Regions from separate parts of the Homo sapiens genome. Here all the other regions are linked to region 1. The links are chromatin contacts, found by Hi-C or POLR2A ChIA-PET in ENCODE. All regions are on one chromosome and are shown on one strand. Each heading gives the region's core, a stretch centred on a gene start or an enhancer-like site at or near the end of the contact. The rest is flanking DNA. Distances are from core to core; before and after follow the strand shown.

The links. A loop is a pair of places that touch in the nucleus more often than their neighbours do. ChIA-PET counts read pairs that join two places held with the same protein, here RNA polymerase II (POLR2A). Pooled maps may share reads with other maps.
Region 2: a pooled map shows a loop between it and region 1 (2.3-fold over the local background). The contact joins the promoter of IGF2R here to the enhancer-like site in region 1. A Hi-C loop is called at or near these places in 4 of 50 pooled maps.
Region 3: a loop to region 1 is called in a pooled map, with 2.5 times the contacts of the local background. The contact joins two enhancer-like sites. A Hi-C loop is called at or near these places in 5 of 50 pooled maps. POLR2A ChIA-PET finds 5 or more read pairs at or near these places in 2 of 52 experiments (MCF 10A and activated CD8-positive, alpha-beta memory T cell).

What each region holds. Positions count from the first base shown.
Region 1 is chr6:159,006,962-159,011,262 of GRCh38, forward strand. The region is part of intron 1 of TAGAP-AS1 (TAGAP antisense RNA 1); the gene reads left to right. Among named protein-coding and RNA genes, the nearest start is that of RSPH3, 8.9 kb to the left of the region's middle. RefSeq lists an enhancer at 2,146-2,435. Within about 2 kb of position 2,195, at least 2 of the 41 ENCODE cell types and tissues checked have a DNase peak (open chromatin) inside an H3K27ac peak, as active enhancers do.
Region 2 is chr6:159,966,848-159,971,148 of GRCh38, forward strand. IGF2R (insulin like growth factor 2 receptor) reads left to right here and starts at 2,235. Exons shown (of 48, transcript NM_000876.4): 1 at 2,235-2,548. The coding sequence starts at 2,400. RefSeq lists silencers at 1,796-2,415, 2,426-2,705, 2,726-2,855.
Region 3 is chr6:159,686,648-159,690,948 of GRCh38, forward strand. It overlaps SOD2 (superoxide dismutase 2), which reads right to left. Exons shown (of 5, transcript NM_000636.4): 3 at 1,479-1,595. Among named protein-coding and RNA genes, the nearest start is that of SOD2, 4.4 kb to the right of the region's middle. RefSeq lists a silencer at 670-920. Within about 2 kb of position 2,482, at least 4 of the 41 ENCODE cell types and tissues checked have a DNase peak (open chromatin) inside an H3K27ac peak, as active enhancers do.

The sequences.
Region 1 (4,301 bases), core at 945-3,444:
CCAGCCTGGCCAACATGGTGAAACCCTGTCTCTACTAAAAATACAAAAATTAGCCGGGCATGGTGGTGTGTGCCTGTAATCCCAGGTATTTGGGAGGCTGAAGCAGGAGAATCACTTGAACCTGGGAGGCAGAGGTTGCAGTGAACCGAGATCATACCACTGCACTCCAGCCTGGGCGACAGAGTGAGGCTCTGCTTCAAAGAAAACAAAACAAAACAAAATTAAAAACCCAGATCTCGCAAGAACTCATTCACTATCCTGAGGACAGTATCAAGTAGATGGCAGTAAACCATTCATGAAAAACACCTCCATGATCCAATCACCTCCCACCAGGCCCACATCCAACATTGGGAATTATACTTTGGCATGAGATTTGGGTGGGGACACAGATCCAAACCACATCAGTAAGAGAATGCAAGGGAGAACTTAATATAGTTCATTATTTGACAGACACTAAGCACCTTCCCTGTACTGAGCAGTATTATAAGAGCTTCGGATAGATGAAGCTTTTGTCCTACTGTAGGGAAGTAGATAATAGGCAAATAAATCAAAAAAGAAAAAAAGAAAATTTCATGAAATGATAAAAGCTTTGGTGAAAACAAAACAAAAACTTTGTGGTGGTGTTGGGGGGCATGAGTAGCTGCCTTCAGTTAAGTAGCAGAAAAGGCCTGAGAAGGTAACATCTAACTAGAGACCTTGTGACATAAGAAGCAGCGAACCACATGAAGTTCTGGGGGAGCCGCCCAGACAGAGGGCGGTGGCTAGTGCACTGTTCCTAAGGAAGGAACAAGCTTGTATGTTTAAGGAGCAAAAGGAAGGCCAGTGTGGCTAGAACATGGAATGACGGGGAAGAGTGGTTAGACGTGAGCTTTTAGAGCATTTTGAGGAAGCTGGGGGCAAATTGGAGGGCTTTGTAGAATGGAGGAGGAGTTGGGATTATGGGGAGCCATTCAAGGGTTTTAAGAAAGGATATCATCTGAGTTATATTTTAAAAAGATCACTGATTGCTATGTGAAGAATGGATTGTAAGAGGTGAAGATTAAGTTGCTAGTTAGGAAGGTGCTGAGTAGGTTAATGAGAGGCTCTGGCTTGAATTAGGGTGATAGTAGGGAAAATGGAGAGAAGAGGTACATTTGGGAGCTTTCAGAGAACGAACTAAGTCCCTTTATTCCTCTACTCCTCACTGCCACTTACTAATAGTAAGTAGTGGAGGACTACAGAATGACTGCTAAGATTTTGGCTTTACTAAACTGACAGGATGATCATGTTATTTATGCGATGCAGTCAATTGTTGGAAAGAGTAGGAGACCAAGAGTTTTGTTTTGGACAGATGCTATTGGACATCCAAATACATACGTCACATTGGCAGGTTAGAGATGCGAATCTGAAGTTCAGTGGAACTAGAGATATAAATTTGGTACTCATGAGCACTTAGATGGCTTTAAAACATTTTAAAGGAGAAGGGAAACTGATTTTGCCAAATCCAAGGGTTTTAGGAACAGTGTGTTCAACCTGGTCAGATACCACTGAGAGGTTGAGAAAGGTGAGACTTGAGAAGTAATCATTGAGTTTGCCAACCTGGAAGTCATCTGTAAACTTGACAGTCACACAGATTCTGTGAAGAGGAGGGGACTGAAGCCCATGTAGAGTGATTGAAGAGAGAATCTAGTTACAGAGGCAGAGTTGCAACCCTAGGTTATTCTTTCCAAAAGTTTTGCTCTTGTCTTCTTAGTGAAGTGCACGAAGCCTTTGGACATCTCTGCAAATGGGTAGCAGTAGAACATGAATTAATAAGCTTTTGCCACAAGGTGTCACTAATTCTTCATTAGCTTCTAGTAAGCGAAATAATTGCAGCCCAGGTATACCTTGTATTAGGGAAATATTATTTTTAAAAATCATATTTACAAAGTAGGCCAACTTGGCCCGGCGCGGTGACTTATGCCTGTAATCCTAGCACTTTGGGAGGCTGAGGCAGGCAGATCACCTGAGGTCAGGAGTTCAAGACCAGCCTGGCCAACATGGTGAAACACCATCTCTACAAAAGTACAAAAATTAGACAGACATGGTGGCAGGCACCTGTAATCCCAGCTATTCGGGAGGCTGAGGCGGTAGAATTCCTTGAACCCAGGAGGCAGAGGTTGCAGTGAGCTAAGATTGCGCCATTGCACTCCAGCCTGGGTGACAGACAGAAAGAGACCCAGTCTCAAAACAAAAACAAAAACAAAAGCGAAACAAAGTAGCTAACTAGAAGGCAGTTACTTACATGGTGGAGAGGTTTCCTTTCAAAAGACAGTCTCTAGTATGTTTAACAAATGTGCATGGCCGTCAAGTGGTGCGTGGAGCACTGGGCTAGCAATCAGAAGACCAGAGTTCTGGGTGTAGAGTATTGGATTTGGAGTCAGAAGCTTCGAGTTCATCTCCTGTTTTGTTCTCACTAGCTATGTGACCTCATGCAAAATTTAAATTATTCTTTGTCTTATTTTGTTGTTGTTATTTTAAAACGATAGATAGTAAATGCTGTTCTGGCCATCTCAAGCAATTATTTTTGCATACCAAAAGAGATAATGTGTGTAACAATTTAGAAAATTATGAAGTGCTATGTAAATATAAGATTTAAAAAATTTTATAAAAATTATTTATACCGAACTTTACAGCAATATAGGTATTATGTAAAGCAGTTGTATTAGTGAGAACCCCCGGTTGCATAAGGGAGAAATCCAATTTGAATTTGCTTGGCAGAAGGGCATGTTTTGAAGTTTATGGGGTGGTTCCTGTGCCTTCAGGGATGGCAGCATTGTGGGTGGGCTTTAGGCATTGCTGGAATCAGAGATTGGAATGACGGCAGCATGTGTACCCTTCATTCCCCTTTGCTTCTGTCTGGTGCCTTTATTCTCTTTGGCCCAAACTTACCTCCCCTACCTTGTGGGGGAACATTTTGATATTGTGATTGTAGGGCACCTGCATGACAACATCCTATAGCTTGAGAAGGTGAGAAGCTGGGGCTGGAGAAGTAGACGTAGAATTACCTTGATTTTGATGAAGAGAATAAGAATTTTGAATTTATGAGTGCCATTGTCAGTTAATGCTGACCTTCCAGTTTTGAAAAATAAAACTCACATGCTCTGAAACAGTTTAATATCCTTGAGTCTGCATGTCTTTGCCTGCCTGCCCGTCCGCCCGCCCGCCTGCCTGCCTGCCTGCCTGCCTGCCTTCCTTCCTTCCTTCCTTCCTTCCTTCCTTCCTTCCTTCCCTCCTTCCTTCCTTCCTTCCTTCCCTCCTTCCTTCCTTCCTTCCCTCCCTCTCGCTCTCTCTTTCTTTCTTTTCTTTCTTTCTTTTCTCTCTCTTTCTTTTTCCCTTCCCTTCCCTTCTTCTTCCCTTCCCTTCCTGACAGGGTCTCACTCTGTCACCCAGGCTGGAGTGTAGTGATGCAAAATCATGACTCACTGCAGTCTTAACCTCCTGGGATCAAGCCATCCACTGGCCTCAGCCTCCAGAATAGCTGATACTACAGGTAGTTGCCACTATGCCCAGCTAATTTTTCTATTTTAATTTTTTTTCCAGTTTTAAATAGTTTAAAAATTAGCCAGGCATGGTGGCGGGTGCCTGTAGTCCTAGCTACTCAGGAGGCTGAGGCAGGAGAATGGCGTGCACCCGGGAGGCAGAGCTTGCAGTGAGCTCAGATCTCGCCATTGCACTCCAGCCTGGGCGACAGAGCGAGACTCTGTCTCAAAAAAAAAAAAAAAAAAAAAGTTTATTCAAGAAAAAGCTGGGAGTGGCCCATTCAGGAGGAAAAGACTCCAGAGAAACAGGGTCAGTGCTCCAAACGTCAAAGGTAAGTTCTTAATTATAGAGGCAGAAAACAAAGACATTAACAGGATTACAAAATTTTTTATACAAGGCTGGTTTAAGATGAAACTCTAATATATAGGACATAAATAAGACTTCTAAAGTGTGTTCTAAGAACACCTGCCAAAATTATCAAAATTCTGTCATTGTTCCTGGGATTCATTTAAAATGACAGGGCTGGGGACTCCTGGTTTAAAGTGGCATTGACTGAAGTTGGAATTTCTTCCAATTCTAACTAAATACCCATGGCAGTAGGACAGGGCATGTCCCATTTCTGTCTAGAGGAGCACAGTAGCTGGAAATGGGAGGGAGCTGGGAGCTGGACATTGCAGTCTGTTTTTTAGCTTGAAGAGGAGATTGACAGGCACCCAGGTAGATAGAAAGTGAGGCCGAGGACAATATGATGTGTGTCTGTTGGTGGGCACCAGGTCTGGATCTGTTCTATTCATTGGAGG
Region 2 (4,301 bases), core at 985-3,484, 960 kb after region 1:
ACAGTCTTTTGGGTTATCTGATTCTATGGGGTCTTGTGTCTGCCACTGTCTTTGAGGTATTTTACAACTCTGTAAATTGTAGACTACTGATGGTAATATACACGATTTTTGTCTTTAGAAATGCAAATTGTGTCTATTGCGTACGCAGCTGTTTTTTGACCTATGGTTACTGACCAATTTTCCATCTATAGACAACCTTATTTCAGCATTCCTAACTGCTTGAATATTTGTTGGATTCTCCTTGGATTTTCCTTTGAACCAGCTGTGACATGTTACCGGTTCTCACATTAATGAATGAGCTAAGGAATACCTTTGATACATGTTCATTCTACATCTGAGTCATGATTATACCATCTTTTAAATATTACCCTTTAGCATTTTTTATTGCATCACTTTAGAAAGCAGAAAATGCTAGTTTTTTAAAAATTGGTGATACTAGTTTTAATTACTTGATTAAGGTGGTTCTACCAGATCTTTCCATTGTGAAGAGGTATTTTGTGTTTTTTAAGGAAGTATACTTTGAAGGTGATACTTTGAGACAAAGAGAATATTCCGCTTCACAATAATTTTTCACCAGATGGTTTTAGTATTTACTGATGGTCTTTGCCTGTATCCATTATAACACTGGAGTTGCAAAACACAAACCCTTTTTCTTTTTTTTTTTTTTTGAGATGGAATCTCGCTCTGTTTCCCAGGCTGGAGTGCAGTGGCACGATCTCTGCTCACTGCAACCTCTGCCTCCTGGGTTCAAGCGATTCTCCTGCCTCAGCCTCCCGAGTAGCTGGGACTACAGGCGTGTGCCACCACGCCCGGTTAATTTTTTGTATTTTTAGTAGAGATGGGATTTCACTGTGTTAGCCAGGATGGTCTCGATCTCCTGACCTTGTGATCCGCCCGCCTTGGCCTCCCAAAGTGCTGGGTTTACAGTCGCGAGCCACCGCGCCCGGTCACCACAAACCCTTTTTCGACGTCCACAGTTTACACCTGAGCTCTCCCTTTGACCCACTACAACACTTTCTTTTCTTGGGCAATATATTAATAGCACGGTGGTTATGTCACAGGCCTGTGACTGGCTTGGGCTCAAACCCGGGCTTTTTCACTTACTAGCTGCAAGACTAACTAGTTATTTAATTTCTCCATTCCTCACTTTCCTTATCTGCAAAACGGATGCAATAAAGGCACCCCCTCTTACAGGACTGTTAGGATTAAATGAGCTAAATCACAGTGTCCGAACACTTCAGTACTTCGTACATAATTACTTGCTCAAGAAATGTTAGCTATTATTGGGTCATGATTATTTATATGTGTTTGAATTCCAGCTTTGCCACATCCCAGAGTGTCTTTGAGTAAGTCACTGAGTATCCTTGTGCCTCAATTCCTCATCTATAAGTAGGTTCCCATCTCATAGGTTTTTAAAGATTCATGCTTACATGCTTAGCAGTGTCTGGTATGGAATAAGCACTAAAAAAGATGAGCTTTTATGATGATGATGATTACTATTTTCAGTCATGATTATTTTGTATATTTACTCTAAAAGAAAGTGAATTTTTTTAGTTCAAGACTTTTAGATTCATCGTTCTACTTTCATTGTGGCTAGCTCATGGCCATCCACGTAGTGAATTAATAAAGCTTTGTTGAGTGGCACTTGCTTGACAGCGACACTTTTGTCCACTCTTTCACCTTGCTGGATTTGTGCTGCCTTCCTTGCTGTAGGAAGCCCACGCTTGGGAAATAACATTCCCACAGAAGGTCTGAGAGGCTCTGACGGGCCAAGGTTGTAAACCCCCATGATTTGACTCCACGGGCAGTTAAAGTGTGTTCCCACCCCCCACGGATCCGCTGCCACTAGGCTGTGCGAAGGCATTTACCTCCCTGGCACTTTGATCCAAGTTCCCTATTTTCCCCTACTGGTCGATCGAGGTTGGGAACAGTTGCTCTAACCTGGGAAGCACCCGCCACGATCCAGCAGGGCGCGGTGGGAGGGGAAACTGAGGCCCGGCTAGGCACCCCCGCCGCGCCCAGCCCGCCGAGAGGCTCAGGCCCCGGGAGGCACCTGGAGCCTGCGCCCCGCCCGCGCCGCTTCCTGTCCCGCGCGCTGCGCTCACGTGACCCGGGCCTGGGAGGAGCCGGGGCGGGCGGGGGTCACCTGAACAAGGGAGTCACGTGAGCGGGGGGCGGGGGTGGGGGGGCGGTGCCGGGCGGCTGTCACGTGACGCGGTTCCGGGGCCGCCGCTGCCGCTGTCGCTGTCGCCGAGCCCAGTCGAGCCGCGCTCACCTCGGGCTCCCGCTCCGTCTCCACCTCCGCCTTTGCCCTGGCGGCGCGACCCCGTCCCGGGCGCGGCCCCCAGCAGTCGCGCGCCGTTAGCCTCGCGCCCGCCGCGCAGTCCGGGCCCGGCGCGATGGGGGCCGCCGCCGGCCGGAGCCCCCACCTGGGGCCCGCGCCCGCCCGCCGCCCGCAGCGCTCTCTGCTCCTGCTGCAGCTGCTGCTGCTCGTCGCTGCCCCGGGGTCCACGCAGGCCCAGGCCGCCCCGTTCCCCGAGCTGTGCAGGTGGGTGGCCCGCCCGGACGCAGGCTCCGCTCGCGGTGCCCGGGGTGAGCGGCCGGCGTGGGGGGCGGGGAGCGCTCGAGGAGCTCCTGGGGTCTCCAAGTCGCCTCCGTTCCGCGCCGGGGTCCGCCCCGTTCCCGAGGGAAAGTTGCCTGCGTGGTGTCCGCGAGTCCCGCCGGGTCCCGTGCGCAGGCGGGGGGCGCGGGGGCACACGCGGTCGTGGCGGTCCTGGAGCCCCGCGTCCGGCCACTTGTGGCTGTCGCTGAGTCGGGGGTGGCTTTGTGCGGAGCGGTCGCCCCGGCCCTTGGGGTCGGCGCCTGCCCTCGCGCGGCCGGGCGTCCGGGAAAGTTGGAGGCAGGAACTCCAGTTTGCTTTGTTCCCGCTGCGCGTTTGCATCAGAGTTTCGCCAGCGGGGCACCGGTGAGGCCCCTCGGTGTGGAGAGGCTCACCGGGGCGTTGGAGCCCGCAGGAATGGTCCTGGAGTTGAGTGTTTGTGGTTTCATTTGCTGATTGATTTCCCCCCGTGGGCTCATTTTCTCTTTAAAGAATATATATATATATATATTTTTAGCAGGCGGTGACTTTTGTCTTCTTTAGATTGGGGGCAGGGGGTGTCGTCCAGTGTGAGCTTTCAAGACTTGACCCTTCACTTCTCTGAGCCCAACTTCCTGCCTGGTTGCTCACATGATGTCATTGTCTCCGGGGCGGATTATTCTAGTGGATCTTGCTCTGGGAACCATGATTGTATAACCCATCAGTCCCATCGAGGGCTGTTCACCTCGCGCAACTGCTAGCAGTCCAGGGCCTGGGGAACTTCGAATTTCAGGAATTTTCTGACCATCCTTTTCTGGACTGTTTAGGATGATGGAAAATTCAGCTTTTGTTTATTTTTTTAAACTTTGGTAAAAAGGAAGCAGGATGAAAAGTTTTGAACAGACAACAGTTTCTCCCTGTTACTGTTACTTTTACAAGTTACTTTTACAAGTTACTTTTCAGAGTGAAACAAAGTTGAGCCTACTTTGGGCTGAACTTGGAGTTTGTGGTAGGGTTTATGGGGGGGGTTCTTATTTTTCCCATGCATCAGAGATAGTTTTATTAGCACCCCTGTGTTCAGAACATGCAGAAATTAGTCTAAGGAGGGTGAGGCTGATCTCACGATAGAAACTCTTTGGAAAGGCCCATATTTTTTATGCTCCCTTTTTTGGAAGGGGAAGGGTGGATGGAGGGAGAGTTTGTGACACTAGTTTAAAGACCAGTTAGCTACCCTAAGATACATAGTTACTCCAGTAACTAGTATGATACAGAGAAATGGTGGCAGCTTAAACGAGGTCAGGCTGAGAACAACATTTAGAGGAAGGCATTTTGGAATAATGGCTTCTGTGACCAAAAATAAGAAATTAACTCGCCTGGGCGCGGTGGCTCATGCCCGGAATCCAGCACTTTGGAAGGCCGAGGTGGGCGGGTCACTTGAGTCCAGGAGTTGGAGGCCAGCTTCAGCAACATGGCGAAACCCCGTCTCTACAAAAAATATGAAAATTAGAGCCGGGCGCGGTGGCACACTCCTGTCCTCCCAGTTAAGGGAGGCTGAGGTGGTAGGATAACGTTAGCCCCGCAGGTCGAGGTTGCAGTGAGTTGTGATCGAGTCGAGTTGCACTCTAGTCTGGGCGACAGAGCAAGGCCCTGTCTCAAAAATAAATAAATAAATACAATAAGAAATTAACCCAGCTGGCCTAGTGTGGTTGAAGTCTTGGTCTTG
Region 3 (4,301 bases), core at 1,232-3,731, 680 kb after region 1:
CCAAAATAATAATAAATAAAAACAAAAATAAAGAAAAAGTTGCCCAGTTTCCCAAGCTTACTCTCCTCATTCATCATTACCTTAAAATGAAATTGCTTATTTCAAGTGCATAAGATAGGCTGCCTTCCATAACACTGATTAAAAATGAACAATAAAACCACAGAAACTTAGGGTGCATATCCGGAGCCCAGAAACAAGAGACAAGAACTACATTTACGCCTCATGCCCTCCCTGGGTGAAGAAGATAATTAAAGTCATCTGGGCCTCCACAAGCTACACAGGAAGTCAAGGAAACAGTGATAGCGAACAAGACCATCTAGCCCTGTACTCTCCTCATTCCCTGAACACTTTTTAAAAATACCCAGAAAACCTAATTTCCTGGAACAACTGACTTTTTATCAGTTAGGAAAGAGTGAAAAATAGCAAATGACACTATAATTTAATTCTCAAAACAACACCATTGTTATCCCTGTATCACATAGATGAAAAAAGGTACAGACGGTTAACTATCTAATCCAGGCCCTAGAAACTAGTAGACAGAAAGTTCATCTTTTCTAGACTGGCGCGGTGGCTCACATCCATACCACAGCACTTTGGGAGGCCAAGGTGGGTGGATCACTTGAGGCCAGGAGTTCGAGACCAGCCCCGCCAACATGGTGAAACCCTGTCTCTACCAAAAATATAAAAATTAGCCGGGAGTGATGCCACATGCCTGTAATCCCAGCTACTTGGGTGGCTGAGACACAAGAATTGCATGAACCTGAAAGGCGGAGGTTGCAATGAGCCGACATTGCACCACTGCGCTCCAGCCTGGGCGACTGTAAGACTCCGTCTCAAAAAAAAAAAGTTCATAAAATGAAGTCTCTCAGTCTTTCCCTAATATGAAGTACCATCCAGAAACCAGAAGGTGGAGTTGATGTGATATTCTATGTTGGCGTGAACATAAAATCTTATGACATAACCCCATGAAAGCATTCTCCATTCCTACTTGTGTCCTTTTGAAAGTTACAACTTTTATCATACTCGTTGTTATGAAAAATATGCCACTATGATACCTCTGGTAAGAATAAGGTAACTTAGGCCAGGCACGGTGGCTCATGCCTGTAATCCCAGCACTTTGGGAGGCCAAGGTGGGCAGATCATGAGGTCAGGAGTTCAAGACCAGCCTGGCCAACATGGTGAATGAAACCTCATCTCTACTAAAAATGCAAAAATTAGCCAGGCGTGGTGGCGGGCGCCTGTAATCCCAGCTACTTGGGAGGCTGAGGCAGGAGAATCACTTGAACCCAGGAAGCGGAGGTTGCAGTGAGCCAAGACTGCGCCACTGTACTCCAGCCTGGGCAACAAGAGCAAAACTCTTGTCTCAAAAAAACAACAACAAAAAAAACAAAAAACAAGTATAAGGTAACTTCAGTAAATCAACAATCGATTCCTACTGTGCACAAAATGTAGATAAGGGTGCACCAATATATACCAACCTTTGGGTTCTCCACCACCGTTAGGGCTGAGGTTTGTCCAGAAAATGCTATGATTGATATGACCACCACCATTGAACTTCAGTGCAGGCTGAAGAGCTATCTGGGCTGTAACATCTCCTGAAAAGTTAAAATGCAAACACATTTTTTTGTAACTCCTACTTTTTCAACCACTGTATACATTATATTTTTTTCTTTGTAAGCTATTAGATAATGGGACCAGCTTATCTATAACATCCGTTTGTCCTAAAATTCAGCACCCCCCCGCCCCAAAATTATTTGTCCCAGACATGCTGAACAACTGATGAAGGACCTAGCAGAGGTGGAAAAGCTAGAAAATTCACTCCTGGCTGCTAGGCTCAGGGATCTCTTAGATAGAAGAGATTTTAGGAAATGAAACACCAAAGAGGACAATCAAAATAATAGAATGCTAAAATGTATGGCTCAACATACAGACTGTACAGAAAACCTTCAACTCTCACTTTCAAGACAGACGACGATTCATTGGGAAATATCTCCAAGTCACATTAACAAGAAACTCAACATACTCAAAATTGAACTCCTGATGTTCTACCCCAAACTTACTCCTCCTATTGTCCTCCACGTCTCAGTAAATGCCAGCTCTGTCCCTCAGGACATCCTTGGGAACCTGATGTCATTTTTGACTCCTCTCCCTTCACCCCACATCCAATCCACCAGCATATCCATTAGCAAAGCCAGCTCTACCTTTAAAATACATCCAATCTATATAAAAGCACACAGAGAAAAATAAAAGAAAAAAATAAAACACAAGCAGAACCTAATCCCTTCTCCCTAACTCTACTGCCACCTCATTGGGACAGAGGACCAGTATTTCTCACTGCACTGGTGCCACTATCCCCTCAGTTTTGGGGGGTGGGGGTGGGCCTTGCCCCCTCCAAAGGCTCCCCTTCTCACTGGAGCGAACCCTAGGTGTTTACACTCAGCTACTCTTACTACCAAGAGGCGCTGCACTTGACCCCGTCATTGAGCACGTGCTCACGCAGCTGCAGCCTCACTGGCCTTTTTGCACTCACATGACCAACTTGGATGTTCCCCTCAAGGCTAGCTGAGCACTGCTGCCTCTGCTGAACACTCTTCCCCAAGACAGTCTCATGCTGCGTTCCTGTTCCTCCTTCAAGTCTCCACTGAAACATCAACCCCATCAGTGAAGCCTTCTCTAGCCACCATACATGAATTAGCAACTCCCTGCCACCCCTCCCAGACCCTTTACTCCTTCTCAATAGGCCCTGTAACTCCTGGCATACTGCATGGGTACCTTGCCAAATAAGTAGGCAAAATAAAATAGTCTTTTCTATGCCTTCAAGAAGCTACAGACTAAATGAACTATTAATATTAGAAAAAAATGGAAATCCTCTTGTTTAATAAATATTTTGTGCATATTATCCACAAGATACCAAGAGAAGCAAAGTAAAGGACACAGAGACCCACTGAGAGCTTTGCTCTCAAGGAGCTTACATTTTGGAAAAAGTTCTCAACTGCTGTTCTGAAAGTGTACGTTAAGAACATATGTCTGGGCCGGGTGCGGTGGCTCACGCCTGTAATCTCAGCACTTTGGGAAGCCGAGGCGGGCAGCTCTCTTCAGGTCAGGATTTCAAGACCGGCCTGGCCAACATGGTGAAACCCTGTCTTCACTAAAAATACAGAAATTAGCCAGGTATGGTGGCGCGTGCCTATAATCCCAGCTACTCAGGAGCATGAGGCAGGAGAATGGCTTGAACCCAGGAGGCAGAGGTTGCAGTGAACCAAGAACACGCCACTGCACTCCAGCCTGGGCGACAGGGCAATACTCCGTCACAGAAAAAAAAAAAGAAAGAGAAAGAAAAAAACATACATACAAGGCCAGGTGAGGTGGCTCACGCCTGTAATCCCAGCACTTTGGGAGGCTGAGATGGGCGGATCACTTGAGGTCAGGAGTTCCAGACCAGCCTGGACGACATGGAAAAACCCTGTCTCTACTAAAAAACCCACAAAAAGTAGCCAGGCGTGGTGGCGTACGCCTGTAATCCCAGCTACTCAGGAGGCTGAGGCAGGAGAATTGCTTGAACCCAGGAGACGGAGGTTGTAGTGAGCCGAGATCACATCACTGCACTCCAACCTGCGGGACAGACTGAGATTCCGTCAAAAAAAAAAAAAAAAAAAAAAGTATGTCTGACTAGGCACGGTGGCTCACACCTGTAATCCCAGCACTCTGGAAGGCCGAGGTGCGTGGATAGGGGAGCCCAGGAATTCAAGAGCAGCCTGGGCAACATAGTGTGACCCCGTCTGTTTTTTTTAGACAGAATTAAAAAAAAAATTTTTAAAAGGAACATACGTAGACAATGCTGCTTTCTGAAACAAGCTCCAGTTGTTTAGCGATTCAGAAAGGAGAGAACCAACTGATATCTGAATACACAGCTAATCTCAAAGGGTTTTTTAAAGACACCAACTTTTTTTTTCCTTTGTTAGGTTTACAAACAGTTTTTTATAGATCTGTGTTTCCCTTATTAAATTTTCTTGAGAGTCACTCTAAAAATAGATGTAACTTTTCTATTGTTTTTTAATAAATCAATAGTAACTGAATTTTTAAAATGGGAAAGATACATGCTTAATGAGAGATAATTTAATAATCTTAACATCTTACAGTTTGCTTACTCATTTTAAAATTAATAAAAATTGAGGGCTTAATATCTGCTTTTAAGAACACTTTTCTGAAATTCAACATTTTATTTGGTTTCAGTTTAGTTTTTGCCTCAAATAATAATAAAAGTCAAATGCTTTTTGTTGAAAAATATTCATATTAGTCAG